2 separate regions of the Mus musculus genome follow, and region 2 is linked to region 1. A link is a loop called in an ENCODE intact Hi-C map of the cell type or tissue named here. Cell type or tissue: heart. All regions are shown on one strand. Links, peaks and the distances in the headings refer to the core of each region. The heading gives the core; the rest is flanking DNA.

The links. Hi-C counts contacts between places; a loop is a spot of excess contacts. Peaks named below come from ENCODE experiments on the same cell type or tissue, not always from the same donor. Only the 100,000 strongest peaks of a DNase experiment are listed, where the experiment ranks them.
Region 2: it touches region 1 in a loop (2.2-fold over the local background); 2 of 42 quality-filtered maps call a loop at or near these places.

What each region holds. Positions count from the first base shown.
Region 1 is chr6:83,780,810-83,797,137 of GRCm38, forward strand. Nagk (N-acetylglucosamine kinase) reads left to right here and starts at 14,248. Exons shown (of 10, transcript NM_019542.2): 1 at 14,248-14,473; 2 at 16,098-16,182. The coding sequence starts at 14,445. Gm52907 (predicted gene, 52907) reads left to right here. Exons shown (of 2, transcript NR_168047.1): 2 at 4,441-5,365. It also overlaps the pseudogene Gm7443 and the pseudogene LOC665004. In heart, for the core only: no CTCF peak of the experiment used is centred there; DNase peaks (open chromatin) are centred at 14,222 and 14,932; H3K4me3 peaks cover 2,066 bases; H3K27ac peaks cover 1,924 bases.
Region 2 is chr6:83,859,150-83,875,477 of GRCm38, forward strand. It overlaps a transcript of Zfp638 not described here and the pseudogene Gm5138. Among named protein-coding and RNA genes, the nearest start is that of Gm23014, 30 kb to the left of the region's middle. In heart, for the core only: a CTCF peak has its summit at 8,981; DNase peaks (open chromatin) are centred at 7,932 and 9,012; H3K4me3 peaks cover 2,031 bases; H3K27ac peaks cover 1,640 bases.

The DNA of each region.
Region 1 (16,328 bases), core at 11,329-16,328:
TGAAATTTCTTTCTGGGAGACAAGCCCCTGCTCTGGCTGGCATCAGCTTCAGCCCTTGGCCTTCCAAGTGTGAGATTCTCTCAAGAAAGCTGATTTTTTTTTTGGAATTTGTTGTCTCAGTCCTCTGATGGTCAAAGTGAGAGGCAAAAGTATTTCTTGAGATCTTCTCTCTTGCTAGGATGGCTACTCCAGATGTTTGATCATGAGAACCTGAGGCTGGTGAGATGGTTCAGAGGGTAAAGACACTTGCCGCCAAGACCAGCGACCTGAGTTTGATCAATTTGATCCTTGGGACCCACATAGTGGAAGGAAGGGACAAACCCACACAAGTTGTCCTTGTCCTTTAATGTCTCCATGTGCACTTTGGCATGTGCACACATGAGCATTCTCTCTCTCTCTCTCTCTCTCTCTCTCTCTCACACACACACACACACACACACACACCTAATGTAATAAAAAACTTTTAAAGGGGGGCTGGAGAGATGGCTCAGAGGTTAAGAGCACCTGACTGCTCTTCCAAAGGTCCTGAGTTCAAATCCCAGCAACCACATGGTGGCTCACAACCATCCGTAATGAGACCTGACAGCCTCTTCTGGGGTATCTGAAGACAGCTACGGTGTACTTACATAGAATAAATAAATAAATAAATAAATAAATAAATCTTTAAAAAAAAACTTTTAAAGAAAAAAAACCCTTGAGAAACAAAGGTGAAATTGTAAGTCCTCAGATCCTTAGATAAAGGGGGGGGGGAACAAGAGGAAATCAGGCACATTTTAGGGACTAGAGGTCAGGACAATGGACAGGAGAAGGTATCACATAAGGAGATGGTACCCTAGTGGTGGTCCTCTTGGGAGTTTTGCCTGCTGCCTAAAACTGTTAGCTGGTTTCTCTTGCTCTACCTTCTGGCCTGTAACTGACTTTAGGATATTGTACATTTTTCTATTAGCAACACAGAGAGGTGGGGAGGGAGGGAGGAAGAAAGAGAGGAAGAAGAAAAGGAAGAGGAAGAGGGAGAGGCACACCATTGGTGGGTGTAGCCTGGCTGGCTGGCGCAGGCATAGAGCACTCCTCTTGAGGAAGCCTCCTCAGTCAGGCTGGCAGAGTTGTTCCCCTTCATTCTCCTTTATTCAAGCAGCTCCAGACATTGCCCTGACAGGAAGGAACTCAAGGCAAGAAGAAAAGGGTTGGACCCTTTCTCATGAGGAGAAAGAAGAGGGGGTGTTGAGCGGAATGGAGGATGGGGACCCTGCTCGTCTGCCTTCTAGTGCTGCCCAGAGTCACAGGACAGACTGCAGACAACGTGAGGCCTGTGAGGACATCCTGCCCTGTCCTAAGTACGTGGGCCAGTATCGACCCACTGGGGCTGTGCAGAAAAGCTCCATGCTGTGGATCCCGCATGTTCCAGGACTGCTTGGTGTTCTCGACCCCTCCTGACCAGCACACATCACCCTCTTACAATGATGGTATTCTCGTAAACCCATTCTACAGCAAAAGAAGCTGAAGCACAGAGAAAGTGGGTATGGTGACCCACCGCAGTCTCCTAGGAAACCAGACTCTCAGTGCTAAAACTATGAAAGTCATCAGCAAACTGGACAAGGTGGCTACCCTAGCCCCTAGTCTTCCTCCCACTGTCCTCATCTTCTTCTTTCTTTTTTTATTTTTATGTTGTTTCTTTGACATGCTCTTGTACCCCAGGCTGGCCTCAAATTCACTATATAACTGTTTGTGGTGAATTCCTGATCCTCCAGCTTCCTGTATGCTGGGATCACAGGAGTGTACCACCAGGCACAGTTATATTCTTTTTTTTTCTTAAAAATGTTTTTTTTTAAGGATTTATTTATTTATAGCTGGCAAGATGGCTTAGCGGGTAAGAGCACTGACTGCTCTTCCAAAGGTCCTGAGTTCAAATCCCAGCAACCACATGGTGGCTCACAACCACCCGTAATGAGATCTGATGCCCTCTTCTGGTGCACCTGAAGTCATCTACTTATGTATAATAAATCTTTGGGCCAGAACAAGCTGGGACTGTGACCAGAATGACTGGGCCAACGAGAGTGAGCAGAGGTCCTAAAAAATTCAATTCCCAACAACCACACGAAGGCTCACAACCATCTGGACAGCTACAGTATACTCACATACATAAAATAAATAAGTAATTAAAAAGAGAATTTATTTATGCTATACTCCTAAGTATTTTGTCTTCATGTATATGTGTGCACCACATGAGTGCCTGTGGAGGTCAGAAGAGAGCATTGGATTACATGGAAATGGAGTTACAGACAGCTGTAAGCTACCAAGCAGGTACTGCGAACTGAACCCAGGTCATCTGAAAGAACAGCAAGTGCTTTTAACAACTGAATCTCTCCAGAACCTCTCCTCTTCTTCTTTCTCCCCTCCTCCTCCCTCTCCTCCTCTCCCTCCTCTTCTTCTTCCTCCTCCTTCTCTTCCTCTTTCCCTCTTCTTCCTCCCCTCCTCCTCCTCCTCCTCCCCCTCTTCCTCTTCTCCTCCTCATCTCCCTCCCCTGGCTGGCCTCTAACTCACTTTGTAGGTAGATCAAGCTGGCTTTGAACTCACAGAGATCCTCCTGCCTATGACTCCTGGGTGCTGGGATGAGAAGTGTGTGTCACCATGCCTGGTCCAGTCACATTAATAACCACTGAAATAAATACAGTAATACAGTGTCTTGGAATGCCCTCTCTTCAAATACTACACACACACACACACACACACACACACACACACACACACACACACACACACTTCTTTCTGGCATCGTCTTCCACATGTACACATACCACCATCTCTCTGCAACTCCTCAAAGGAAACACACTCCTCCCTCAGCACAGAACGTCCTGCCCACACATCATTCAGCCAGGTGCACACGTGTGTGATGCGAGGGATCAGAATCAGGCAGTCATGGAAAAGGGAGCAAGCGTGTTGCTGGGGTGTTGGGCCTGAATACCCTCCTTCCTTCCTTTCTAAGAAAGCATCTCTTATTGGCTTCAGCAGTGTGTCCTCCATTAAAGCAACATGCAAGGCCAAGCCAGGTAGTGTACACCTGTAACCACAGCATTTGAGCACAGAGATCAGAGTGCCATTACAAGTGTGGAGCCTTGATTCGGCTACATAGGTTCAAGTGTCAGGGACACACAGAAAGACCTTGTTTCTGTGATGTGTGCTGGCATATATGCATGTATACAGGTGTGTGTGCACATTGTGCATGTGAATCGAGAGGCCAAAGGTCAACAATGGTATGGCTCCTTGGTTTTTTTTTTTTGTTTGTTTGTTTTGTTTTGTTTTGCTTTTAGATTGTTATTGGTTTGGTTTGGTTTGGTTTGGTTTGGTTTGGTTTTGATACAGGGTCTCTCACAGATGCGAGGCTCATTGGTTCCTGACAGTGAGTCCCAGGAACTCACCTGTCTTTGTCTCTCAAGCACTAATACTACAAGCACAAACCGCCATGCTTGGCTTTTTTATGTGGGTTCTAGGGTCAAGTTCAAGTTCCCATGCTTGCAAAGCCATTTGTTTTACTGACTGAGCCATCTCCACGGCCTCCATATTATTTTTCATTTTATCTATTTATTTTTTAAAGATTCTATTTGTTTTTATTTTATGTGTATGAGTGTTTGCCTGAATATATGTCCATATACCATAAGTCTGCAGTGCCCAAAAAAGCCAAAAGAAGATGTTAGGTATCCTGGAACCAGAGTTACAGACCAACCTGAGCCACTGTGTAGATACTGGGAACCAATCACAGGTTTCCTGAAGATCAGCCAGTGCTCTTAACCACTGAGCCATCTCTCCAGCCCCTCTCCATTTAAAAATAATAAAAATAAAACACAATGCACATAAATGGCTCTTTCATTACTGGCCTCAGCCTAGTCATTAGCATATGGAAATCTGATTGCAGAGCACCTGGGTTGGCAGAAGGAAGCAAGATGCTCATCAAAGCCAAAGCACACAGTTAGGATGTCCCACATGCAGTCGCCCTTATCTCAGTTAGGGTTACTGTTGCTTAGGTATAAAAAGCATGACCAAAAGCAAGTTGGAGAGGAAAGGGTTTATTTGGCTTACACTTCCACATTGTAGTTCATCATCGAAATAAATCAGGACAGGAACTGGAACAGGGCAGAAACCTAGAGCCAGGAGCTGATGCCAAGGGCGTGGAAGGGTGCTGTTTACTGGCTTGTTCCTCCTGGCTTGCTCAGCTTGCTTTGATGTAGAACCCAGGACCACCAGCCACTGTGGGCTGGGCCTTTCCACATCTATGACTAATTACGAAAATGCCTTACAGCCAGAACTTATGGAGGCATTTTCTCAACTGAAGCTTCCTCCTTTCAAGTTACTGTAGCTTGTGTCTAGTTGGCATAAAACTAGCCATCACACCTAGCTTGTCTCATCACACCTAGATTGTCTCGATGCTCTCTTCCCATCTGCCAGGTCTGTGGTAACCATCTTATCAATGTGGAGACTATCTGTGCTGAGAAGACATTAATGAAAAGGCTGGTTATGGGAAAGGTTGCTTGTGGCTGTGATCTGGGCACTCAGATTATAGTTCTCAGGCCTTCCTGTTCCAGCAGGCTCCCACACTCAAATTCTGCGGGAAGGATGAAGTTTTTGTCTGTCCTACAACCACCTTAGGATGAACTCCAGGGTTCGTCTCTGCTGGCAGGGAGGGGAGGGGAACGTGGGTCCACATGATCCAGATTTGCTGACTCCTGGCCCTCCCAGATGTGTCCACGAGTGGACGTTCAGGTCCTCATTTCCACAGTTCCCACGAGGCACCTGGAAGGAGCTGTTGCCTTAGAAACAAGGGCACAGAGTGCTCGGGAGACTGGAGTCCCCAACCTTTCTGTGTCTGCTCCTCACTGCACCTTCGCTGAGCCTGTATGTGGCCATCCCACATCACTGCATCACTTCATCACTCCAGCCTCTCTCCAGCAAAGATATCACCACCCTCGTCTGAGTGGAGTCCACGGATCCTGGCCACACCTCCAGCCAAGCTGGCAACGCTTTTTCTCCTGGCTTCCGGTTTGCACCACAATCCACCGTCCTCACTGCATCCTCTTGGCCACTTGTTCTGAAGCAACTTTGCTTGGAGGCAACTTTCCAAGAGTTTCTATGCGGGAAGCCCATGTCTGCTCACCCAGACCCCACATTAGGCTGGAGGGAGACACTCAGAAGTCTGTACTGTGGATGCAAAAACACAGCTCTCACCTCAAAGGTGGGAAAAACAGATTTTATTCTGAGTCAAATATGAGTGACTACAGCTCAGGAGCACAGGTTCAGAATCCCCTTAAACACCACAGTCGCATGTGGAGACAGTTTTGTGAAGTTTTTATGATAATAAAGAACTGAAAAACTATAAAATCGCAGGATGGCAGGTCACAAATAAGCAGCCAAGTCTCTGTTAAGGACAAATGCTGTCTGATGACCTTCTTAGACTTTGGGTTTGTGGAAGCTAAGGGTGTGTTTTTGGGTTCTAGGAAAGACTATACCTGATAGTCGCAGGCTGCCAGGTCATACACAGAGGGGCCCAGTATATGACCACTAAGGAGGTTATAGATGGCCCAAGATAATTTGGCTCCAGATCTGCAACATTCTGACTCTCCACACCTGTGGACATTCTACTCACTCAACCAGCCTTACAGACTCTTGGACACAAATGTTTCTTTGTTTTGATTTTCTCTTTGTCACACCCCACCACCCCCAGGAAATTCAGTTTACACTGCACTAGAAGGTGTTACTATGTTCTTCTCACCTCTCTCAGCACCAACCTCCTTGCACCTCAGGGTGGGAGGCCAACGGGAGAGAAACAGGGACTGGACTGTGTGTGTGTGTGTGTGTGTGTGTGTGTGTGTGTGCACTCGCTGACCTACATCACAGAATAGCATCTTGGGAGACTGCTTGTGTCTACTTGTGGTGGCCATCTGTGGCCCAGGTGAAGGTGGAACCTGCAGTTTACTCTTTGAGAGCCTCTGGGTCAGCTGGGGAAGGGGGTGTTAACCGGTTACAGAGGCTGATAGCCAAATGACAAACCTGGAGACACTCAGACATTTGTTTAGTCTCCCAGAAGAGCCCTACAGTGGACAGTGCAAAGGGACATGGGACATTCTCATATTCACAGGCTAGCATGATGGCTCCAGTTTGGCCTAAATCAAACATAAATGTTTGGGCCCACCCATAGATGCAGGACACAGACACACAGCTGTGGGCCTCCCACCTAACATCCGCAGGACATCCAAGCTATCCCTCTTGTTGCAGCAATACCCTCTGAGCTGAAACATTCTACCCTGGAGGAATGTTCCTAACACTGGAGATCCTCTAACAGGAAGGTCTTAAAACTCTGGAGCTAAGCAACCTGTGAGTCTCAGGAAGTCCCTGAAACTGATCAGACGCACAGGCCTCTTCCTCTGCAAGGTTGTATCAAGCAGTAAGGCTTCTGGAGACTCCCCTAACCTGTAGAGCTGCCTGCAAGGCATGCAGAGTTCTAAGGCTCCATTTTGTGAGTTGTCAGCCATACTGGGATCAGTCACTTATCTACCTTCAGTTGACCGTATTCCTGAATTAACCTTTCACCCATACATCTATGACCCCACTAAGCCCATTGGTTCAAGGTTGAACTTTGGTGGTACCAGCACTTGGGTCAGTTGTTGCTTTCTGTCTGGGGTAAGTGGGTTCTGATCACATCTCCCCAGGAACAATGTCACACACTTCTTCAGTTGAAGGGAGGAGAGCTCCATTGGTTTGGCATAGTGACAAGTTTTCCACAACAATGCCCCTTCACTTTCCTTAAGGCCACCTGGATAGGCCAACCTAGCTCTCTCCCTTGGGCTCTTTGTCTGGGACTATGGGTCTTGGGAGATGGAGTTCAAGGTTAAAAGCCAGCTTTCCAGGACATGCTGATGCTCAGAGCCCTTGAGTACAGGAGGTGGTGGGGATTAAAAGTCTGGGCTGGGAGAGCCTGCCCTGTGTTCCTACTGCATCTCAGTCCCCATGGGCAACCTTGCCTCTGGCCACAAGGAGGCCGCTTCAAGATTAGCCATCAGGTGGGGTTCCAAGGTCATACCAGGTTTTGAGGGCTCTGATTCCTTCCCCTGGGCACCCATTGATACCAAGTGCACTCAGGTGGGGTTGTACAGCTGAGGATAACCACCATAGACAGTGTCAGGTGCTGTAAGCCCTGCGTGCCCAGCTGCGTGGCTGGGCTAAGGGAAAGGGCCAGAACTGGACCTCAAATCGGGTCTGGGAAAATAGGCTCACACTGAAGGCTGCGCTCCTGTCACTCCAGCTCCAGTTTGCATCCTTTCCCTCCCATCCAGCTCCTCTCACTCGGTCCCTGGTCATTGCCCTGCCTGCCACTCTCCTCCTTCAAACCAGCTGGCCGCCACCTCACTTCCACTCACCTCTCCCTCGGAAAGGCCCACCCTGAGAACAGCAGCTGAGGAGCGAGCGGCACCTGCCTCCAGATCTACCTTTTCACAGTAGAGAGTACACAGTAGATGCCTAATCATTTCCCACCTATCCTTCTGGACCTTCAGCCCCACAAGGACGGCTTCATCCTAGGCTTCCTGGTGTACACAGCAGGCACACACAGGATGTGCTAACTGGACACACAAAGGCATGGCCAGGCCACAGTCATGCAAACCTTCAGTGACAAGCATGTGCACAAACACACATCCAGCATCATGCTAGCACATGCATTTGTGAGTGGAGGCATGCTTGCCCCCCACCTCCAGTAGAGCCCAGTGGGAGTGTTATCACCCATGGCCCTCCATCTAGGCAGCTGGGCTCCACTCAGCCTCCTGGTGCTAACTCGGCCTGACACTCTAGCTGCACATGGGGGCCTCCTGTGGAAACTGTGGCAAGCCTGCCACCATGGTGGTGACTGCTAATTGGCTCTGTGTTGGGCCCTGGGTCACAGCTCGGTCAGCCGTGCCTGATACTTTCTTCCCACTTGTCTCAGGAAAGGCATTGCTGTCCCTTCTGCTCAGGCCTCAGCCAGTCACTGAACCGCACATGCCTGGCCGCGTTGGACAGACTAGGCAACCCACCCACCCCTGCCCCCGCCACACACACTCCATCTTGAGAGGCAGAAGAGAAAACTCAGCACACAGTACTGGCTTTGGATAGGCACTGCCACCACACTGGGAAGGGTCCAAGCCTGGGCACCAGAGCATAAGCTAACCCAGGGTCTGGAAAACCACTAGTAGGGGATGAGTCTCCTGAGTCCTGGTTTCTCTTCAGTGTTTCTCTATTGAGCACATCCCACCCAGGGAGAGGGATGGGAGGGCAGGGGCCTGGACTATCAGAAGAGGTAATGTAAGCCAATCCCTGTTTGGACTCAGTAGCCAGGTCTCTAAAGCTGACGCTATCATGTCTGCTGAGCCCTGTGCCCAGGGACTTCCAGTGGACTGACTTCAGAATAGAAAGAGCTGTGTCCCTTTCCCTCCCATCCCTGAGATCTCAGACCTCCTGGGAAAGGGAAGTGGCTTTTCCTCACTCAGGGCTGGGATCCTCTGCGGATGGTGATGACTTTCTTCCCAGATGGTTTTCAGGTGTACAAGACCTGGGCCACAGGAGGTATTGAGGCCTGAGACACTCACTGTACAGGGGTCTCCCCACTCCCACTTCTCAAACCTCAAGAGCCCAGTGTGTGCCCTTGCAGAATCTTCAGAGCCCAGTCTTTTTTGGTTTTCCTTTTTTATGTTTTGTTTCGTCGGGGTGTCTTTATGGTTGTTTTTATTTGTTTGCACTGGGGCAAAATCTCGTTTTGTAGTCCTGGCTGACCTGGAACTCATGGAGATCTACATGACTTTGCCTCTTTAGTGTTGGGACTAAACGCCTGACTTCTTCATGGGGTTTTGAAACCAGGTCTCACTATGTAGCCCAGGTTAGCCTCGAACTCTCCATACTTCTGCATTTGTACCTGGAAGGCTGGGATTATAGACATATACAACCAAGGCCACCAGAGTCCAAATCTTTTAAGGGTCTGAATCTCTTTTCTTATTTGGGATTAGAATAAATAGCACCCACTCCCCAAGACTGCCTTAAATCCCACCTCCTCCAGGAAGCCTTCTATGTTGCCCTTGCCCATTTTACAGCCCATGCTGTTCTTGCCATATCTGCTTTCACATGAGCCTGCAGTCAGGGCAGATGTGGGCTACAGCATGCCTCTCCTGCCTTTCTTTCCCTAGCGTCCTAGCCAGACATATGGGTGAGTAGATCTTAACATATACAAACAACAACAGTAAACTACACTGGGCCAAAGACAACCCCAGGGACTTCCCTTTATATTTGATGGGAAAGTATACAAGAGGCAGTCCAAGGCTGGGGGTGTAGCTCAGTTGGTAGAGTGCTTCTCCTTGAATGCATGAATCCCTGGGCTCCTAGCCCCACTTGAACAAGGTATAGTGGCAGACATTGTAATGCCAGCATTTGGGGATACAGGAGGGTTAGGAGTTAATCATTCTCAGCTACAATGCAGCAAGTTGGAGATCAGCCTGGAATATATGAGACCCTGTCCTCAAAATAAAAATAAAACACAAGAGCAGGTAACGTATCTCTGGGTCTGGTCTGGCTCATGCTCTGGGTCACTGTGAAGCCAGAACAAGCTGTGGCAGGAAACAGGATCTAGAGGAAGAAGTGGGAGGGTGCTATCCTCGTATCCCCTGTGCAGGCCCACCTTTGTCCATTTTCCTTAGGCTATTCTTTCCTTAGGCCTTGGGTCTCCAACAATCATCTTCTTGTCCAGAATAGCTCCCCAGCAGCTGATGGTTCAGTCGAAACCAAACAGAAAGAAAGAAACAAACAGAAAGGTCCTCGTGGGGCCTCAGTGCGAGGCATCTGGGTAGCTGAGAAGTTCATTGCCTTTGGTTCTTTTTTTATACCAGTGATGCATTGTGATCAGCTGCTCTATATGCCAGCCCCACCCCAGGGGGCACTGTACTCTTTTTTTTTTTTTTTTTTTTTTTTTTTTTTTTTTTTTTTTTTTTGGTTTTTCAAGACAGGGTTTCTCTGTATAGCCTTGGCTGTCCTGGAACTCACTTTGTAGACCAGGCTGGCCTCAAACTCAGAAATTTACCGGCCTCTGCCTCCCAAGTGCTGGGATTAAAGGCGTGCACCATCATGCCCGGCTTGGCACTGTACTCTTGAACTCTGAGCCAAAGTAGGCCTGTTCTTCCTTATGTGTTCCAGTCTGTCCTCCAAGAACCAACCCTTCCTTCCTTTATTTTCTAGCTAGCAGGTAGAAGCCTACTTACTGCCAGGGCTTCCCACCTCGTTGACTATGGTAATGGAAGGGTTGTGCTCTCTCCTATACCCCAAGTAGCAGAGGAACAGCATGAGCCCAGCCTGGAACTCTTCCTGTGGCTCCTGTTCTCTGTTCTACCTCCTAATTTCCTTGCTTCTCTTTTGCCTTTGTGTGTCCCCTTGCTTCAAGCTCCTCCCTCCCGTTTGTCCTGCTCTATGGAACCTACCAGACTTTTCTAAAGTACAGAGCTGTGACCGCACTTATACTGGAAACCTCCACAGTGAGATGCTAGTGAGACCTCCAGGGCATGGCTCTGCTTCCTCCATTCACAGTTTTGCCTTTTATCCCCCCACCCCACCCCGTCTCAGATCCTTTATCAGTCTGAAAACTATCTTTATCGTGGAACTTGCTCACTTCCTCTTTTAGCATTTACCATGCCTCTTGTTATGGCACTATCTTCCAGTCTCTTGGCACCTCCAAACCTACTGCAGTGTCCAGAAGTGAGGTCAGCACTGCATAACAACAGATGTGACCACACCCCATCAGCTAGATCAATTTAATCTGCTAAGGAAGGACCTTGGGGCAGGAGTCCCCTGCTCCCTTGCTGTGAGTGAATTTGGCATTCCAAGTATTTTCCACTGTCCCTCTTCCCACTCTCCTTCATCCTGCCTCTTCTGCAGTGAAGGCCTCCCTGGGGGTCACAGGGACATGGGAGAGAAGCCAACAGCTGTGGTTTGCAGATCCTTTCAGAACATTACTAATCTTGTTGAGATATTGCAAGCTGAGGGCAGAAGGGCATTAGACCTTTACAGAGCCACTTAAGGGCAAGCAAACACCTTCCACCACAGCACCTTTATTGCCCCAGCCTTGTAACCACAAACATCTGTAACAAGCATCTAGCGTTTGTGCGAGCTAAGGCTAATTGCTTGGACTTCACAGTTCAATTTTTCTTCTTGTAATACGTCTAGAATCTCTTGTAATTTCTCAGTTTTTAGCATGATAAACAAAGGTACCGAAAGAAGCATTAAAGAATTGTGAGCATGGACTGAGGGTGTAGCTTTTGTGGTACAACACTTGTCTAGCATATGCAAAGCTCTAGGTTCAAAGCCCAGTACCACCAACAAAACAAAACCACAAAGGAATTATGTGCAATGGGGATCGTTCTTATCAGTCTTTTAGTCTATGCACTAGTTTAAGTTAATAGAGCTAGTGTATGTTTCATTAAAATGGGCAACACAGCGACTTTGAAACAATGTAGTCAGGGAGATTGGAAGACCCAGAGCAGCTACTGTCACATAACGTAAATCACAAAGATGAGTCACATGTGTGACTTACATTTTTCATACTTAAAAGCTAAAAAGACTGGCAAAACCAATTTGAATGATATGAAAAATTAACTTACTATATCCCAAATGTTTTATGAATTCTAATATGGAATTCATATAAAAGTTAATATTTATTCTATGTTTTTATTACTAAGCCTATGCATTTCTATTATTATTATTATTATTATTATTATAGTGACAGAAACAAAAATATACCTAAAAGTGAAGCTTCTGGAAAACCCATGTGTTCTTCCTTGTCTTGTATGGCTCCTCAGACGTGATCTTGGGTTCCTGCCTGGCCTTGCATTTTAAAGATGGATCTCTAAACATATCCTTGTTGACAACAGTTTTGTCCAAGGGGCTATTGACTGAGTACCTCGTGGGCATGAAGTGGTTGTAGTTATAAACTTTTACAAAGAACTTGATCTTGGATGTCTTGGCAATTTTCTTCTTGCCCATGGAAGCTGTCACTTTTAGGGGAAAGCAGTCAATTCCAGCCACCAGGGCGTGGCTGTAAGGGTGGTCTGAGGTGCCATCATCAATGTTGATGACAGCTTTGTGTCCAGAGTAGCATCTAGCCAGGACCAGCACACTTTCCTGGGTTTCATGAACTTGCTCATTTCGACATTGAGTACCCAGCAGAAAGGAAAAAGGGACACTAGCCTGTGCATTTTTAAAGTGCATAAGAGTACATGTGGATATAAATACAATTAGCTACTGGGTTGGGGATGTAGTTCAGTTGGTAGATAGGTTGTCTACAGTATACAAAACCCTGGGATCAGTTACCAGTATTACATAAGTCAGGCATGGTGGTGATTACCTGTAATTCTAGCACTTGGGAAGTTGAGGCAGAAGGATATGAAGTTCAAAATTCTTCTTGTCTACATAGGGAGGTTGAGATGAGCCTGGGCCACATGACCTCTATCTGATCGGATCTTTAGGAGTTCGAAATCTTTTTTATGTTTAATTTTAAATGATATGTGCACGTATTAGTGGAGAGTGCCCAAGGAGGCCAGAAAACAGAGTTGAATCCCCTGGGGCTGCAGTGACAGGGTTTGTGAGCCCTGATGTAGGTCCTGGGAACACACCTCCAGTCCTTTGCAAGAGCAGCAGGTGCTATTACCCTCTGAGCCATGTCTTGGCCCTGAGGTTTCTCATCTTCATTGTGAAGGGGAGAACTGGCAGCGATTACAGTAATTCTCACCCAAATTCAGAAGTCAATCTTGTCTTTAAACCAAACTTTCTCTCTGTATTCCTTTCTAAACAAGTAATGCAAAGCCAGGAGGGCAGTGTGGTCCTTTCATCCGAGCATTTAGGGGGTGGAGACAGAAAGACTGGGATTCAAGGACAGCCTCAGACACCTCAGGAGTGTAGGGCCAGTCCTGGTGACTTGCAATCTCATTACAAAAAGATTCAAACAACAGAACAAAAGCACATCAGCGCTGTCACAAATGGATCCCAAGACTCATTACACCAGTGCTAAAGGGAACTTTTCCATCAGAATTCACCCACAACATCACACTCTTGCCAAAACTTCCATTCAATCAGAATCCTATGGAATTATCTTTGATTCTAAAGATGTTGTTGGAGGAAGCATTTTCCAGCTCTGAAGTACTGTGAATGGTAATGTCTCACTTCCCTCTAGTTTCTCTATCAGGCAATAATGTTATTTCTATTCTTGAATTATTTGGTGCTTTACTGAGTCACATAGGTAAGAAAGGAGGTAAAGAATTCATTCACTCTGGAACCTTAGAAAGCAAGCCTACACCAAAACATCCTAGCACTTGGGAGGTGGGGCAGGAGAATCAGGAGTTTAAGGTCATCCTCAGCCAGAGTCTGAGGTGAGTTTGGGATATATGAGGCTCTGTGTGCCCACCTTCCCAACTGTTTACATCAAAACACAACCGGACCCAATTATCTGACAGGGAAAGAGGATCCCAGTTCAAGATTTCTCCACAGGAGGCAGGCTCAGAGGTCCGAGGTTGGACAGAGACATGCTAGCCCCAAGGAGACTCCATCTGAAGTCTCAAAGAAATGTCAAGAGCAGCAGACAGTCCTCCTGGCTATTGAAGCTGCCTCTTAAGTAGGGCTGGAACAACCTGGAGCCTGAGGAAACACGCAGGAGTCACTCTTCTACAGGACCTAACGGTATCTTCCTCTCTTCCTCCAGTTCCACTGCACAGTTTAGAGTTGAGCAGGTGGTGGCCAGAAGGTGAAATATGGTCTGTGAGTGCCAGTTTTTAGCATGCTGAGCCAGCATTGCATTCCATGCCAGTCTGGGTTATACAGACGAGATACAGTCCAGAAAGAACAGAGTTGGACTCAGATCACTTGTAGAGCGCTAGCCTGACACACATGAAACCCTGGGCTCTATCCTCACCGCCGCACAAACCTCAGCTGACAGCAGCCTGGGGCCTCACTGAGACCTGCTCAGCGTACTCAGCACAAGGTAGAGTGTGCGCTCATGAGCCAGGGTGGGGTGGTCTGGACGTTGGCTCCCGCCCTGGTCCTCAGACACATCCGCCAGACTCTGAGCTTGCCTCCAAAAGCGTCTGCGCGTGCGCACCCCACAGTTAGCGCGCGTCTGCCAGCTACTTCCGGCTGGCCCTTGGCAGCCCTCACACACCCTCCCAGGAGCCTCAGCTGGGGTGCCGCCTCCTCGCGAAGCAGTCACTTGAACGGCGGGCTAGAAAAAACCGGAGGGGAAAGCTGCGGGAGGCGACAGCAGGGGCGAGAGAGGACGTAGCATCCACACCCTACGCAAGCGCGTCGTAGTCACATGACAAGGGGCGGTGCCCGTGTGGGCGGGAGCGAAGTCACGGCTAGGGTCGAGGTTGCTACGGCGGACCAGCGGTGGCAACGGTAGTATGGCCGCGCTTTATGGTGGCGTGGAAGGGTGAGCGCTGGATCGGCCGAAGGCTGTCCGTCCGGGAGCGGCGGGTCAGGGGGCGGCGGCCCACACCATGCCCGGTGCCTTTGTGCTCCACGGTGCGACCACGCCCCTCCCGGCCATCACCTTTCTGCCACAGGGCTCTTGTGTCAACCTGGAGAGTTGTGCAGAGCTGGGGGGTCAGGTGGGAAGTTGCCGGTCGCGGGTGGACGTGGGAAAGAGGCAGAAGCTGAGACTGAGATTCATGCACAAGGGAACCCGGGAGTTAAGCAGCTGTCACCAGAGCACTGTCTTATCTTGGTGCTCCGGACCCTCCACTGCTGTCGGCCCCGAACGCCCTTGGTTCCTATATTCTCCTGCTTAGAAGCTGGTCTGCTTGACTTTGGGAAGTAGCTCTACTAAGCATGGCTTTGGGTGAGACGTAAGGCAAGGACAAGAGTGAGCAAGATGGTGGTTTATCCGGTCCCCTGCGCGTGACAAGCATTTTGTGGAACTGGGTGTGTCAAATCAGGACCTGATAGGAAGATTTGGTATCCTAGCTGCTTGCTGCTGATTTACCCGGAAGTCTCTTCCCGTGAATTGCGAAAGCGGATGACCCCTGGCTTTATTTATGATACCTTACAAGGAAAAACCCTCAGCACAGCGTAGGAGTTTGCACTTAGCCTTGTTATATTCATATGGAAGGTAGAACTTATTTTTCCCAGTTTGTCAAGAAATTAATTTGGATTTTTAATCTACTGTCTCATGCATTAATATCCCTTCGGATGTACTCTTGATGTACTACTCTTTGAGTTGGATCGAGTCTTTATTGTCTATTACAAGAAGTATTGGTCAGAGCCGGGCGGTGGTGGCGCACGCCTTTAATCCCAGCACTTGGGAGGCAGAGGCAGGCAGATTTCTGAGTTCGAGGACAGCCTGGTCTACACAGTGAGTTCCAGGACAGCCAGGGCTACACAGAAAAACCCTGTCTTGAAAAACAAAAAAACAAAACAAAACAAAACAACAACAACAAAAAGTATTGGTCAGTAGGACATCCTCCTACACGTATCACCCTTCTTCTAAAGTACCACTTACCCCAGGGATTTAACTCAGGAGGGCTTAGTTGCTGAAGGCAGTATGAGTTTCTCCCTGACTGGTGATAGTTTCTCACAGGTGTCTTGAAGACCCTGGTGTCAGAAGATAGGTCCTCAAAGTAACCCTTAGCTGTTGTGAGAGGTCTGCTTATTCCGTCCGACGTATTTACCATAAGTCGTTTGGGCCATGCTCACGATAGGTTAGGAGGATAGGTCATCACTCTGGAGCCAGTGGAGCTCATGAGAAGCTAAACAATGGAATACACTCTTGATTCAGAGCGGTCTTTGCTAGCTAGAGCTTATTAATGTAAGGAGAAGCCCTGCATGAGACAGACTGTGAGTGGGACCTTGCAGAGGAAGTAGGACCTACCAGGCAAAAGGAGCAAAGCCTCCTTTTTCTTTCCAGAGTGTAGCAGGCACTAAACAGGTAGCTTTTGGAGTAGAGGTTGGGTTTGCTGAAGCTGTCTTTGCCCTAGACTTTTGTAAGAGACTACTATGCAAGCATGGCTCTCCGCGTGGAATTCAATCAGGACTGAGTGCCCTCTTGTGTTTTGTAGGGGAGGCACACGGTCCAAAGTCCTTTTACTTTCTGAGGATGGGCAGATCCTGGCAGAAGCAGATGGACTGAGCACAAACCACTGGGTAAAAAAAAAAAAAAAAAAAAAAAAAAAAGAAGAAGAAAGCAAGCCATCCTGAGGGGACCAGAGAACTTGGCCTTCATGTACTGTTCAACTCCGATAGAGGTGGTGTCTGGGTCTCTTAGTAGCTGATAGGGGCAGCACAGATCC
Region 2 (16,328 bases), core at 6,118-11,117, 73 kb after region 1:
GCTTGGATCCTTTTAACATATATTTTGTCCAGGTAGCTGGGGCTTGCTCTTCAGATCCCACGTTATTCTGTGAGGAGGCTTGGCATCTACCAGGTAAGAGCTCTCTAGCAGTTAATGAGTACATTACCTTCTTCTGTGGTACACTTAACTTTTTTTCTGTCCAGGGACTTGCAGAAAATACAGTTAAAAAGAACTGGGCAGAGTCAGTAACACTGTGACCCTTTAGATAAAGGAGAGGAGTCTGTGCTAATATTCCCACTTAGGGCTGGCCAGAAAGTATAGGCCCGCCATACACAGCTACCATCAGAAAGAATCCACGAAGAAAAGAATGGGCTTACCACCACTTCTGAAAACACAGATTTTAAGCCTTCCATTGACAGAATCGCTGCACTGTAGGAGACTCCCAGAGAACAGCGGCCTATCAGTGGGCTCACCCTTTGTTGTTTCCCTAACACGCCGCCAGCTATGAGCATAAGAGCCAGCTGATCAGTCACCACAGCTTGGCTACCTGGAGACGTAACATAGTCTTGTGAAACCTTTTAGACCGACTTCAATTTTTCAGGTTCTTTAGGTCAGTAAAGAAACTTACGAGAAATTATTTGTGAATGCCCAGGTCTCCAGAAAATTCTGAGTCTACAAAAGTATTTAGACACACCTACAAGACGCTATGAGGTGGCTGGCTGTTAAAACAGAATTGAAGAGTCGCTATTTGAAGATTGTTTAGTCTTTATAAAAGGTGAGAGTCAAAAGTGGAGTTTTAAGCCTTTCAGAAGTATGATGTAGTGAGGTTGTACTTAATTTATATATATTTTTTGTAATCAAAGAGGAATTTTGTTTTTCTGAGACTTTCAATTACATGTCCAGGACATTATGATTAATAAAATTTGGCAAGTAAATTGTTGATGTCAAGCAGCATTTATGACAGTTGAGTAAGTCTCCTTCAGCCATAGAAATGTGCTAACCTCTCCAGGACATTCATTCCTACATTCTTTGCTGACAGTACACAAGTTATCATATAGCCTACGTGGGAGCGTGTGCCCTGTGGCTATTTTCAGTTCACCCTCTGGCTTGCTTTCTAACCTTGGGAAAATCACCTCTAGGCCCTGTGCCACCAACCTGCCGTCCCTCTGTAAATCAAGACTGGTTAGTGACCTTCCTCTGGCCGAGTCAGTGGAGTCGGGAGATTAAGAACTTGAAGCCGCTCCCTAACCGTGCCACCTGCACATTTATTCTTTTGAACTTTTCTCACAGACGTGCCTTATTGAGCAGTTGATACTTTCGCTCTGATAGCAATTCTGCAGAGGACACAATGTAGTGAGGTTGTTAAAAGTGACCATCCCAAGCTGGGCGTGGTGGCGCATGCCTTTAATCCCAGCACTCAGGAGGCAGAGGCAGGCGGATTTCTATGTTCCAGGCCAGCCTTGTCTACAAAGTGAGTTCCAGGACAGCCAGGGCTATACAGAGAAACCCTGTCTTGAAAAACCAAAAAAAAAAAAAAAAAAAAAAAAAAAGTGACCATCCTACCTAAACCTCTTTTTTTTTGTTTGTTTGGTTTATTTATTTATTTATTTATTTATTTATTTATTTATTTTACTCACTTTGTAGACCAGGCTGGACTCGAACTCAGAAATCCACCTGCCTCTGCTTCCCAAGTGCTGATATTAAAGGCATGCACCACCACGCCTCCATTTCTCTTTTTCATTAGTGTGCACTTGACCTCATTACTTACACTGAATTTTGTGTTTCGTGGGTTTATTCCTGTGTTGCTAGCCAACAGATGATGAGCAATATTGTCAAAATAAGTAGGATACTAAAGCCATATATTTAAGACTGACAAACCTGAAATACATCTATTTCCTGCTATTTTCTTATCTTAATGCAATGCAAGTTTCAGCTACAGATTTCATCTTGCTGTCTAACTGAACTCATTCAAAATATCCAACCTGAGTATCCACATCCTTCCCCATGATTAGCAGTGCTTATTTTTAAGGTTTATTTATGAGTATGTATATGTGTCTGTTTTAATATATGCTACATGTATATGGGTGCTTGAAAAGGCCAGAAATCATCAGATCTCCTGGAACTGGAGTTAGAGATGGTTGTGAGCTGCTGGGTGTGGGTATACTTTGAAAGGCTGAGCCATCTCTCCAGCCCCCAATTACTAGTAATTTATGGTAGTCTTCTCTTTTTATTAGGGGAGGCCTGGGCCTTATGCAATCCAGTTATCCCTAAACTCATTCAGCCAAGAGTGACCCTGAACTTCTGATCTTACTCCAAATAATAGTCTTACAAGGGTGCTCCGGCCCCCACCTCATTCTTCCATCCTTTCTACCTGTGGTGCTTGGCCCAGGGACTGGCTAGTGCCTTAGGTGTGGCCTTGTTAGAGGAAGTGTATCATTGTGAGTGTGGACTTTAAGACCCTTATCTTAGGGGCTGGAGAGATGGTTCAGTGGTTAAGAGCACTGATTGCTCTTCCAGAGGTCCTGAGTTCAATTCCCAGCAACCACATGGTGGCTCACAACCATCTGTAATGAAATCTGATGCCCTTTTCTGATGCGTCTGAAGACAGCTACAGTGTACTTATGTATAATAATAAATCTTTGGGTCGGAGCAAGCAGGGACTGAGTGAGTGGAGATAACTGGAGCGAGCGGGGTTGACCAGAGCAAGCAGAAGTTCTAAATTCAATTCCCAATCACCATATGAAGGCTCACAACCATCTGTACAGCTACAGTGTACTCATATACATAAAATAAATAAATTTCAAAAAGACAGAGTCACCATGGTCATGGTGTCTGCTAAGATACTACCTGAGCCTGTTTCACATGAGGTGTCTCCTTATTGTTCCAATGGCTTCAAGTCCAGTTTCTTTTCCGTTTTCTTAAAAAAAAATCCTATTCACACAAAGCTCCCCTGCAATTTTAATGTTAAGGGAGGTAACTTTAAATTGATATACTAGTCTTGCCTCTTTTTAAAAAGTCAGTCTCCCCATTCTATCACCAACGATTTCCCATTAGCCCTTCACTCAGTGCATGTCCCGTGATCACTTCACTCAATCAGGCTCCAGTCCCCTTGTTCCTCATCCTATCTCTTTTATCTAAAACCAAAGATAAATCCTTGCTAGGACTTCCCATACCCATACAGATATAGTCTCCTTTTATACCCCAAATGGCTTGTCATTTTCCCAAAGACAGTTTTTGCCCATAATAGAAATACTGGTATTTATTATGTTACTAAAATTCCCCCCCCCCGTTATATACAAGTGTCCACTCATTTACATTTCCAAACTAATTTATATATGTTTATTATTTGATGTATGCTCCTTCATTAATGAATGTACTCCATGGTGGCTACTTTAATACATATCTTCCCAGTTATTAAATATGCAAGTGGTTTCCACCTTTAGCTTGTTTTGTGTCACAAATGCTGTTGCTGTAAGCAGTGTCTGAAAGCAGGCTTTTTCCCCTGGGTTATTTTGAGTGGGTGTATTCCCAATATAGAACAGAGAAAAGTGAGTAATTTCACCGTCTTGTTCCTTGCTACAGCATTCTTTAAAAAATGGTTATTCTGCTAAATCATTTTATCAGCATACATTTATCCATTTCTCCTAGCTTCATCAGTGGTCTCTTTTATAATTTTCAGTTAGCATTGCATTCAACTTTTTGGTGCAGACCTTGGCTCTTGTCCCGAGGATCTGAGCATCTGAGCAGTGTGTTTGTTTTCACACCCTCACTGAGATACACCTCACCTATAGATAGTCCTTTCACTGAAGTACTTGATTACACTTTAGTATATTTTGAGTTGTTCAATTAATACCACAGTCAATCATAGAACAATTAATTCATCATTTCCCCTTTTAAAAAAAACCCATATTTACTCTTAATCCTTCCCAATTCTCTTCCTTTTTAGTCTTAAACAACCACTAATTTTTCTGTTTCTATAATTGGGTCTATTTCGACAAGTCCTTTTTTTTGGCAGAGGGTGGGGGGTTGGTTTTTCGAGACAGGGTTTCTCTGTGTAGCCCTGACTCTCCTGGAACTCACTCTGTAGGCCAGGCTGGCATCGAACTCAGAAATCCACCTGCCTCCGCCTCCCAAGTGCTGGGATTAAAGGTGTGCACCACCACTGCCCGGTTCGACATGTTTTATAAATGGAAGTCTGCAACATGTGCTTTTTGATCAAGTGACTTAACTTAGCACAATGTTCTCGAGGGTCATCCCTGTTGTACTTCAGCCCTTGCAATTATTGAATAATATTACGCCATGTAGATGCACTAGTTGATGGGTATGTGAACCATCATCACTTTTTGTCCATCATAAATAATACTGCTTCACTCCTCAGTTTTTGCAGGACATGCGCTGCACGTGTTGGGTATATATGTAAGAGTGCAAGGGCTGACTCACCTGGTAACTCTTTACTGTGCTGGTAGTGACTATACTGTCGTCCAAAGTAGGTCTCCCATCTTTACTATCAGTGTATAACAGTGGGTTTTAGTTCCACTTTCTTCACATACCTGCTGTGTTATCTGACTATAACTATCAAAACAAAATACCACAGACTGAGTTGCTTAAAGGCCAGAACCTTTATTTTCTCACAGGTCTAGAGGGTAGAAATTCAAGATGGTTATCAATAGATGATGCCTTCCGGCGGTGGTATTTAGTTTAGTTTTTTTGTTTTAGTAACTGTCTCTCTATATATAACTGGCATGGCCTCAAACTCGTGACAATCTTTCTGCCTCAGCCTCTCTAGAGATAGTTTTACAGGCTTGCATCTCCATGCTGAGCCTCTCATCTTTGCACAAATACCTTTCTCTTCCTCCTCTCAGAAGGACAATTGTCATATTGGTTGGGACTCTACCTTTATCATGACTTTTAACCTTAATTACCTCTCTTAAATTGGGTGATTAAAGTTTCAGTATCTAAGTATTAGAGGGCACAATTCAGTCCATAATACTTGACACCTGTTGCAATATTTTCTAAATTAAATACACTATATGAGATTGCTATCTTTTTAATTATATATTATATATATTTAAAATTATATACATTGTACTGTGGGTGATATGGTTTTGATTTGCATTTGTTCGATGTCTACTGTTTTAATTTCTTTCTTTATTTCTCTTTCTTTCTTCCTTCCTTCCTTCCTTCCTTCCTTCCTTTCTTTCTTTCTTTCTTTCTTTCTTTCTTTCTTTCTTTCTTCCTTCCTTCCTTCCTTTTGTCACCACAGCAAAAAACAAACAAAAAAAGAAACTGACAGACAATTCAAAAAGGACAGGTTTGTTTTGGTTTGTGGTTCCAGAAGCTTCAGTGGATGGTTGCTGGACTCCATATGCTTTGGCAGCAGGCCACGGCAGCCGTAGAGTCTCCCTCTCAGGGCTGGAAGCAGATAAGAGGCAGGAAGGAAAGACACCTTTCCAAAAGGTCATCAGGAACCCAGTGCCTCTGACTCGTACTTCTTCCATAGCTGCTTCACTTCCTGACTATTCAGACACTGAATCTGTCAGTGTTTTAAGTCTATTAATGAAGGCAGAGCCCTCATGAGTTAGTCACTTGCCCAGTGTCCCACTTCTGAAACACTGCTTCAATACCTGAGGACCTGTAGGGTACATTTCATATCTAAACCATTAGCAGCTATTAATATGAAGCATGTTTTTACATGCTTATTTGCATCTATATATCTTCTCTAGAGAATAAGTTATGATTTATTTTTGACATGTCATATATTATAGATAATATGCATTATTGATTAGGGGATTAACCTTAGGAGACTTTTTCTAAAACTTGGGATTAATGATAGACTTTTTAAAAATATGTTTTAATTCATTCTTTGAGAATTTAATACATGTATAGAATGTATTTTGATCATACTCACTTCAAATCCCTCCCAACCCCACCCACATCTATACACCATCTTTCTTTTTCTTTCTTTCTTTCTTTCTTTCTTTCTTTCTTTCTTTCTTTCTTTCTTTCTTTCCTTTCTTTCCTCTCTCTCTCTCTCTCTCTCTCTCTCTCTCTCTTTCTTTTTTTTTTTTTTTTTGAGACAGGGTTTCCTTCCCTGTATAGTCCTGGCTGTCCTGGAACTCACTTTGTAGACCAGGCTGTCCTGGAACACAGAAATCCTCCTGCCTCTGCCTCCCGAGTGCTGGAATTAAAGGTGTGCACCACCACGCCTGGCTTACACCATCCTTCTACCCTGTCCCAGCTTTGTGTCCTATTTTTTAATAACCAAGGCAGAGTTTCTAAGAAAGAGTAAAAACAAAACCAAAAAACCTTTTAAAACATTTTAAAATAGTTTAGTGTAACTACATGAAAACAAATACAGTCATTTCCCAAAATGTAGTCAAATTAATTAAGCCAAAAGTTATGGTGGATAAAAGAGAAATAATTTATTCACAATAGACTCATTTTTATACACACTCTCCATCAATACATATATAATCTTCAATTTTCAAAAGGTCAATAGATAGTGTATTACAGAAAGAGATGATGTATTGTGGGCTGGGGTAATAGATCAGAGTAAAATGCTTGCCATGCCAACAGAAGGACATGGATCAAAAGGACCTGAATTTGATCCAGAGCACCCATTTAAAAAGCTGGACATGGGGGCTGGAGAGATGGCTCAGCAGTTAAGAGTACTGACTGCTCTTCTGAAGGTCCTGAGTTCAAATCCCAACAACCACATGGTGGTTCACAACCATCCATAATGAGATCTGACACCCTCTTCTGGTGTGTCTAAAGACAGCTACAGTGTACTTACATTTAATAAATAAATAAATCTTTAAAAAAAAAAAAAAAAGCTGGACATGGTGGCCCAGACTCGTTTCATGGTGTTGGGGAGGCAGAGACTGGAGGCTCTCTGGGGCTTGCTGGCCAGCCAGTCTAGCTTAATCAGCAAGCCCCGGGTCTGGTGAGAGAGTGTACCCTCCTTCCAAATCAAAAATTAAATTAGGAAAACAAAAACAAAAGCATAAGGACTAGTGAGAAGCCTTGTTTAACATGGAAAGTGAAAACTGACCCCAGCAAAGTTGATCTCTGCACGAATGCCGTGGTACCTGTGCACACATGGATGCGTGTGTGCAAATACACAAAAGCAAATACAATTTAAAAATTAAATGATGTGATGGAACACCCCTAGTAAATTGGCATTTATATGTTTGTGTGTCAGATTTCTGTTTCTTCCACAAAAGACCGGTTTAAAAAAAAATCAAAGTAGGAAAGGTTTACTTATTTTTTTAAAAAAGATTTATTTATTTTATTTATATGAGTACACTGTAGCTGTCTTCACACACACACCAGAAGAGTGAATCAGATCCCATTACAGATAGTTGTGAGCCACCCTGTGTTGTTGGGAATTGAACTCAGGACCTCTGGTAGAGGGGTCAGTGCTCTTAACTGCTGAACCATCTCTTCAGCCCGGGAAAGCTCTGTTCTGACTCATGATTTCAACTTTCTGACCATGTCCACTTGCTCTGGTGGCCTTTGCGTCTGTGGGGAGACAGGCTGCTATGGCTGAAGCAGTTCACCTCATTGCAACTCTAAAGCAAAGGCAGAAAGGAGCCTGCATACCTTCGGAGGATGAGGCACTAATGACTTCCATCTCCAAGTGTGCACTATTTGGGAAAGTTTCTAACACGACTAGCTGTATGTAACACAGAGCTTTAGAGAGACATTTATGATCTTAAACCATACCGAACTAAAAGAGAAAAATAAGCAAAGATATCAAGACTTGGTATATTACATAAAGACGTGATTGTGGGCACATACATGCAAGCAAACACACATATAAAAACAAAGAAATCGGCTGAAGAGACGAGAGATGAAGAAGCTGAGGCTTCGCTGAGCTTTGAGTGACCAGGAGACCCGCTGGCCAGACTCCGCCCCCAGATTCCCGCGCTCGTCTCCTATTGGCTGGCTTGTTGGTGGGCGGAACCCTGCACGGAGCTCAACGCCTGGGGACCCGGCAGAAGCGAATTGAGGTGAGGGAGGAGCTCAGAGCTGTGCAGGTCGGCGATGCCCGGGGCTGGCGTTCCCGCAGCGGCATCGAGCCCCAAGTCCGGGGCCTCCGGGTCGTCGCAGGTGTCGGACTCCCTGAGGCGGTGAGCGCTTCCCTTGTCCGCGGTGCCCCTGGTCGCCTGCTCTGGGGCTTCAGGGGGCGGGCCTCCAGGTCCCCCGTGACTGTCAGTCACTCCCTGGCTGCTGCGCTCGTTGAGCTCTGGGCGAGTGGGAGGTGGCTGGGTGTCAGTTAAAGGCGCGGGACGCTTGGGCTTGGGCCCTTGGCGACACCAGCCCCTATGTTGCACAGGCTCTTGGCCGCAGAGGCGGCCACAGTCCCTGACCACTCTGGACCGGCTTAGCGCGAAGCCCTTGGTTCTGCGAAGGAGCACACACGACAGAGACCCCTGAGAGGACAGGTGGAGGGGTAGCCGCGCAGCGTCGGTGCAGCGAAATGGCTGAGATGAGCGCTGCTCTGAAAAGCTTGCTCTTTTTCAAAAATGACACTTGCATAACTTGCTGTGGCTCATCCTAAAATAGTTTTTGATGTCAAGACTGTAGACGTTCGAATGCAAGACCGACACAGTCCCCTATCAAAGAGTAACTTTCGGGCTGTCTTATTTGATTAGTAAGAGGCTTCTGTCATCAGAAGTTGGGGGAGGGGCTGCTGTGGTCGCTCAGGGCGCTTACCTAGCGTGCAAAGCTCCCTGAGTTTCATCCTCAGCTCTTCAAAACAAAAAACAAAAGCAAAAACCAAACAAACAAAAAACCCGCCATACATACTGAAGAATGGGAAAAACCAAAAGAGCCTTGCTATATTTGTTCTTCCTTTTGTGTGATTTCATCTTAGAGGTTTGGATTCTGAAAGTGCTTAATAGCGCACCCCCACCCCCTCCTTAGCAGAGGGAAAGTGGGCGGTACCTGGCAGTTGGAGTGGTCAACCCACAACTGAGCATAGGAGGCAGCAGCCCAGCTAATCAGGGCAGCGACTGGCGTGTCCCACGAGTCACAAGGGACACTGTTTGCATGCAGGCACTGGGGGCACTAAGTGGAAGCGTTAGCCCCACGCGTTCACCCTTCTGGCTGGAATCTCCTTTGGTTTTCTGGAGGGAGCTGCCCGGAATCTCCAACTGGCTTGCAATACCCTTCTGCTTACTCTGTGTGTGTGTGTGTGTGTGTGTGTGTGTGTGTGTGTGTGTGTGTGTGTGTTCTTGAGAATGGAGAGAATGACAGGCATTGTGGAGAAACGCTTTGGTGTTATGTCATCCTTCTTGGTGCCAGCTTTTTGAGTCACATTCTTGTGACATTGTTTTAGTCTGCCTTGCCCTTTCTCAAAAGGAGTGGTGGCACTAGGTGGTTTTTATTGTTGTTTTTTTGTTTGGTTTGGTTAGTTGTGTGTGTGTATGTGTGCTGCAACTTAATCAGAAGTCTTCAAAGAATGACAGTATTGGGCTGGGCAGTGGTGGCGCATGCCTGTAATCCCAGCATTTGGGAGGCAGAGGCAGGTGGATTTCTGAGTTCGAGGCCAGCCTGGTCTACAGAGTAAATTCCAGGACAGCCAGGGCTACACAGAGAAACCCTGTCTCAAAAAACCAAAAAAAAGAAGAAGAAGAAAAGAAAAAAGAAAAAAAGAATGACAGTATTACATGCTTTTAAAATGAGTGAATGTATCAGAGATTGTTCTTACTGGGGTCGGGGGGCTAGAATGTACAAACACTAATTTTATTCGGTAAGTAGGAACCGTAAGTACTTTGAATGCACTTTGTCAAACCCAGCATTGCTCCAGGGAACTTGCTTGGACTTTGGTGTGCTTTAAATGAGAATGGCTTCCCTAGCCCCATGTGTTTGCATGCTTAGTCCCAAATTGGTGAACTGTTTAGGAAGGATTAGGAGGTGTGGTCTTCTTGGAGGGGCTGTGGTCTTGCTGGAAGAGGTGCGTCACTGGGAGTGAGCTTTAAGGTTTCAAAAGTGCACACAAGGCCCAGCCTCTTTATCTCTGCCTGCTGTTTGCCAATCAGAATGTAAAGCTCTCAGCTGCTGCTCCAGCACCATGCCTGTTTGCTTCCCACCCTGACAGTGGCCTAACTATAAAACTGTTAGCAAGCCCACAATGCTCTCTTTAAGTTGTCTTGGTCATGGTGTCTCTTCACAGCAATAGAACAATAACTAAGACACCCTCTAATTTATATTTTCTGTTAATTTTGCTTTGCCATAGGCTTAAAGATTATGTCTTGCTGTTCGTACTTGTCAAGATTATTTTAGTGTCTTTCAATTTAAATTTAAGTATATTTTTAAAAGGGAGGTTATAAAATGTAGTGTTCCTTAATGTTGTTCTGGGAATGGAAAAGCTTAATAATGCTTTATGGCAAGAGAATAATTTAAAGAACATAAGACTGGAGAGATGGCTCAGAAATTCAGAGTACTTGTTGCTTTGGGGAAAAACTTGGCTTTGGTGCCTGGCATCTACATTGTGGCTCACAACCATTCATAACTTCAATCTCTGGGACCCGATGCTCTCTTTTGGCCTCTGCACTTACCAGACAGGCACATGTTGCACATATACACACTCAGGCAAAACATTCATACATATAAAATAAATAAATTTAAATAGATTAAAAAAATTTTTTTTAGTCTGGTATGGAGGTACAACATACCTTTAATCCCAGCATGTGGGAGACAGAGACAGGAAGAGCTCTGAGTTCAAGACCGGTCTGGTCTACAGAGCTAGTTCCAGGACAGCCAGAGATACTGTCTCAAAAAAAAAAAAAAAAATGAAACCAAAATGTCAAATGCTTTTTAGGCAGTGGTGGTGCATGCCTTTAATCCCAGCATTCAGGAAGCAGATGCAGGCAAAGCTCTGTAAATTCAAGGATACTCTGGTCATTTATTCATATATATATTTACATACACACACACACACACACACACACACACACACACATATATATATATACATACACACACGTGTGTGTGTATGGTGTTATAATAATAATTGTTCAATCTCTAACACCCACATGGACAGCCCAAAACTGTCTGTAACTCCAGTTCCAATGCATCTGATATCCTCACACCAATGTACATAGTGTTTATATATATATATAAGTTGACTATTTTTTAAATATGCACTATGTATGATTTGTAGAATGGTAGAATATGCAGTATCTCATCCAAAATAACATTAAATGTCAGGATAATCATTTGAGTGCAACATTTGCACTTTTGTTTACTAAATAGTAATTTTGAGCTCATATTTTTGGTAATGTATCATTAAAGAAATATTGCAAAAATACAAAACAAAAAAACCCAAAAAGTGCCTAGTTGTTCTAGTTTCCTTACTCTTCTTATGATAAATACTCTGACCAAAAATAACTCGGGAGGAGAGGGTTTGTTTGGCTTACTCTTCCAGGTCGTAGTCTCTCACTGAAGGAAGTCAGAGCAGGAGCTCGAGGCAAGAACCATGAGGAACCATGAGTGCTGTCAAAGCCTCATGCATAGTTAGCCTTTACCCAGAATGCAGACCGCCTGCCTGGGGATGATACCACCCTCAGTTAGCTGGGTTCTCTCACGTCAATCAGGATAATCCTCCAGAGACATGTCCACTGACCAGTCTGATCTAGACAGTTTCTCAGTTGAGGCTCTCTTGTCAGAAGACTGTAAAGCTGTGTCAAGGTGAGAAAGAAGGCTAACTAGGGCACTAATGCATTCGCCTCTCCATTTTGAAGGATCATCATCACTATTATTACAGTTGCTTCAGCTTGCTTTCACCCACAGCTACATGCTCAGCTTTCAATTTTGGAATGCTAATAGTATGGGATATGCCATTTTCGGTGTGAGTGGGTGGAGAGCCCCCACAGGTTGTATTCAGGTTTTAGATTTTCTCCACTGAAGTGTTAGTACCACCGGAGGGTCAGGGCTTGGTGAAATGGGAAGCTTATTAGCTTGCCTGTTACTATGCAGGTAAATATGGTTAGCTTTAAAGCCAAATGAGACTGCTTCTCTTAGTTACCTTGCCATTGTTCTCTGAGTTCCTCCTCTAATGGTTTAATGACATCAAATAGACCAGACAATGCAGGGCTCTGTCAGTCTCATTTTTTAAAAGTCTGCTTCTTCATGTCTCTCATCTTTACATTCTCATCTGCTCTTTCAAGACAAATATCTTTAAAGAGGCAGGAAAATAGATTTGCACACTAGAGCATCAGGAAGGAAACCATCAGAGCCCCGGGACATAAAACCTGGAATCATAATGGAATTGTGAATGAAAGGACTAGAAAATAAAGTTGCCAGGGTTTGAGGCACAGCATAATTCTCCGTCTTTCTTTTTTATGATTTAGTGGGTTTTGTTTTATGTGTATGAGTGTTTTATCTGCATTTATATAAATGCACCTTATGTGTGCAGTGTCCGTACTAGCCAGAAAGGGTGTCAGATCTCCTGGAACTGGAGTTACAGAACACTGTGAGCTGCCAATTGATGCGGGTAGCGCTGTTCTTCTTCTGTAGGGACAGCGAATGTTCTTTATTGTATTTTATGTACGTTTGTGTGAGGATGTTGGATCTCGTGGAACAAGAGTTACAGAGAGTTGTGAGCTGCCATGTGGGTGCTGAGAATTGAACCCTGGGTACTCTAGAAGAGCAGTCAGTGCTCTTAACCGCTGAGCCATCTCTCCAACCCCATAAATATTTTTAACTACTCTCCAGCCCGAGTTCTGGGCTGTTTCTGTCATCTTTCATGGTCTAATTCCTTTGCTGCTTGCTCTGGCTCAAAGATTTATTAATTATTATACATAAGTACACTCTAGCTGACTTCTGAAACACCAGAAGAGGGCATCAGATCTCATTACCAGTGGTTGTGAGCCACCATGTGGTTTCTGGGATTTGAACTCAGGACCTTTGGAAGAGCAGTCTGCACTCTTACCCGCTGAACCATCTCACCAACCCAACATTCCATTTTCTTAGAGGAGAAGCTTCCAGTTTGCTTCCAGTTCTCTGAGTTCAGGATAAAATATTGGGAGTAAGTCCACTGAAGGGAATATGGTAGGAGTCCCTATGACTATCTTGGCGTTCAGACTCATAAGAGGACTTGTGGGACTCTAATACACTCCTGTTCTTAGCTAGGATGTTTAACAGTAAAAGGATGAGGAGAAAATGTGGCAAAAGAAAAAGGTTCATAGGATGAACCCTTCAAAAAAAATTTTTTTAAAGGCACAGCTGGGTGGTGGCAGGGGGTAGCACTCAGAAGCAGAGGCAGGCGGATTTCTGAGTTCGAGGCCAGCCTGGTCTACAGAGTGAGTTCCAGGACAGCCAGGGCTACACAGAGAAACCCTGTCTCTGTGTAGAAAAAAGAAAAAAGAAAAAAAAAAAAGAAAGAAAGAAAAGAAAAGAAAAGAAAACAGAAAAAAGAAAAAGAAAGAAGAAAATGGTTCCCAGAGTGAAAATCATGGCTTTAACTTTATTCTTAAAATGGTAGGATTTAAGAACAAATTCCAAAGCAGGCTCCCTGATTGTACATGTCATAAAAATGAACCAGCATTCTCAATAACACTGTGTGAGTGCATTCTGTATTATACATTTCATGTAACCCTACAAGTGAAGGTACCAACAGTAAATCCGTTATCACTGAAGCATGTCACAGTTACTTCTCTGTTACTGTGATAACATAACATGACAAAAGTACCTGAAGGTTGAGAGAGCTTCTGGCTTATAATTCCAGGGGGATACAGCCCCTCATGGCAGGAAGGCATTGGTGGGACCATGGCAGCAGGAACAGAAAGCCAGCTATATCGTATGCACACTCAGGAAGCAGAAAAATAGCAGGAAGTAGGATCAAACTATAAAACCTCAGATCCTCTCCTCTGTAATGTACTTTCTCCAGCAAGCCTCTGCCTTCTAAAGGTTTTGTAATCTTCCCAAACAGTACCAACAACTGGTGACCCAGTGTTCAAACATACAAACCCATATGGGACATTTCTTACTCAAGCCCACAATAGAGCATCAGGATTCTACAGATATTTTTTGAAACTGTCTCATAATTAAAAAAAAAAATAATAATAACCTGGCAAAACTTTTATCTTTGTTTGAAAAAGTATCTGTGTTAACAGTTCTTTTCTCATATAAAACTTGAGTTAAAAAAATGAAGTGTGTGTGTGTGTGTGTGTGTGTGTGTGTGTGTGGGGGCATGCACAACAACTGAGGTTTCTCTCCTTCACTTTGTTTGAGGCAGGATCTCTCTTCTACTGTTGTACTGTGTTCCTCAAGCTATCTAGACTTCAGGCTCTGGCTTCTTCTGTTGCTGACTCCCACTTTCCTCTAAGAATGCTGGCACTCTAGATGCATTGCATACTGGGATCAAATTCAGGTAGTTGGGCCTAAGTAGCAATTGCTTTCACCCACTGAGCCAGTAGTTACTTGGCAGAAACTCTATTAAAAAAACAAATCTTGCTGGGCGTGTAATCCCAGCACTCTTTAATCCCAGCACTCTGGAGGCAGAGTCAGGCGGATTTCTGAGTTCGAGGCCAGCCTGGTCTACAAAGTGAGTTCCAGGACAGCCAGGACTATACAGAGAAACCCTGTCTCGAAAAACAAAACAAAACAAAACAAAACAAAACAAAACAAAACAAAACAAAACCAAACCCAAATCTTAGTTCATATAGTGCTGCATTCAGTATTATACACTGCATGTAACTCTACAGGAGGTCATATTGACATCTTGGCACAAGGGAAATTATATTAAGTTTTAGGTTTTAGGTCAAGGATATTAGGAGCTATGAGAAAAATGGAGTAAGTATTCCTGATTTCTGTTTTGGTTTTTTTGAGAAGGATCTTACGGTGTACTCCTGGCTGGCCTGAAATTCACAGCCCAGGCTATATATTATATTATATTATACCTTTTATAATAGGCGACCCTCTTGCCACAGACTCCACAGTGCTGGGATTATAGGAATGAGCCTGGCTTTTAATTTTTTTTCAATTCCAGATTTAGGAACTCTGGTAATAAATGCTTGGTTCTCTGACATGCCTGAACCATCGGTCATGATCTCAGACCTTTGGGTTTTCTTTTTTTTTGGGGTGCAGCGAACTTTATTGATGGTATTCAAGAGAGTAGGGAGGGCTCCCTAGGCCCCTCCTGTTATTATGGGGGTCTGGGATGGAAATTGTGAGGGAGATGCTCAGTGTTGGGGGCCGAGTTGGAATAGGGCCTCTCTCTTGCTCAGTGTCCTTGCTGGGGTGGGTGGTCCAGGGTTTCTTACTCCTTGGAGGCCATGTAGGCCATGAGGTCCACCACCCTGTTGCTGTAGCCGTATTCATTGTCATACCAGGAAATGAGCTTGACAAAGTTGTCATTGAGAGCAATGCCAGCCCCGGCATCGAAGGTGGAAGAGTGGGAGTTGCTGTTGAAGTCGCAGGAGACAACCTGGTCCTCAGTGTAGCCCAAGATGCCCTTCAGTGGGCCCTCAGATGCCTGCTTCACCACCTTCTTGATGTCATCATACTTGGCAGGTTTCTCCAGGCGGCACGTCAGATCCACGACGGACACATTGGGGGTAGGAACACGGAAGGCCATGCCAGTGAGCTTCCCGTTCAGCTCTGGGATGACCTTGCCCACAGCCTTGGCAGCACCAGTGGATGCAGGGATGATGTTCTGGGCAGCCCCACGACCATCACGCCACAGCTTTCCAGAGGGGCCATCCACAGTCTTCTGGGTGGCAGTGATGGCATGGACTGTGGTCATGAGCCCTTCCACAATGCCAAAGTTGTCATGGATGACCTTGGCCAGGGGGGCTAAGCAGTTGGTGGTGCAGGATGCATTGCTGACAATCTTGAGTGAGTTGTCATATTTCTCGTGGTTCACACCCATCACAAACATGGGGGCATCGGCAGAAGGGGCGGAGATGATGACCCTTTTGGCTCCACCCTTCAAGTGGGCCCCGGCCTTCTCCATGGTGGTGAAGACACCAGTAGACTCCACGACATACTCAGCACCGGCCTCACCCCATTTGATGTTAGTGGGGTCTCGCTCCTGGAAGATGGTGATGGGCTTCCCGTTGATGACAAGCTTCCCATTCTCGGCCTTGACTGTGCCGTTGAATTTGCCATGAGTGGAGTCATACTGGAACATGTAGACCATGTAGTTGAGGTCAATGAAGGGGTCGTTGATGGCAACAATCTCCACTTTGCCACTGCAGATGGCAGCCCTGGTGACCAGGCGCCCAATACGGCCAAATCCGTTCACACCGACCTTCACCATTTTGTCTACGGGACGAGGCTGGCACTGCACAAGAAGATGCGGCTGTCTCTGGAACAGGGAGGAGCAGAGAGCCTGGGTTTTCTTTTATCTTGGTCAT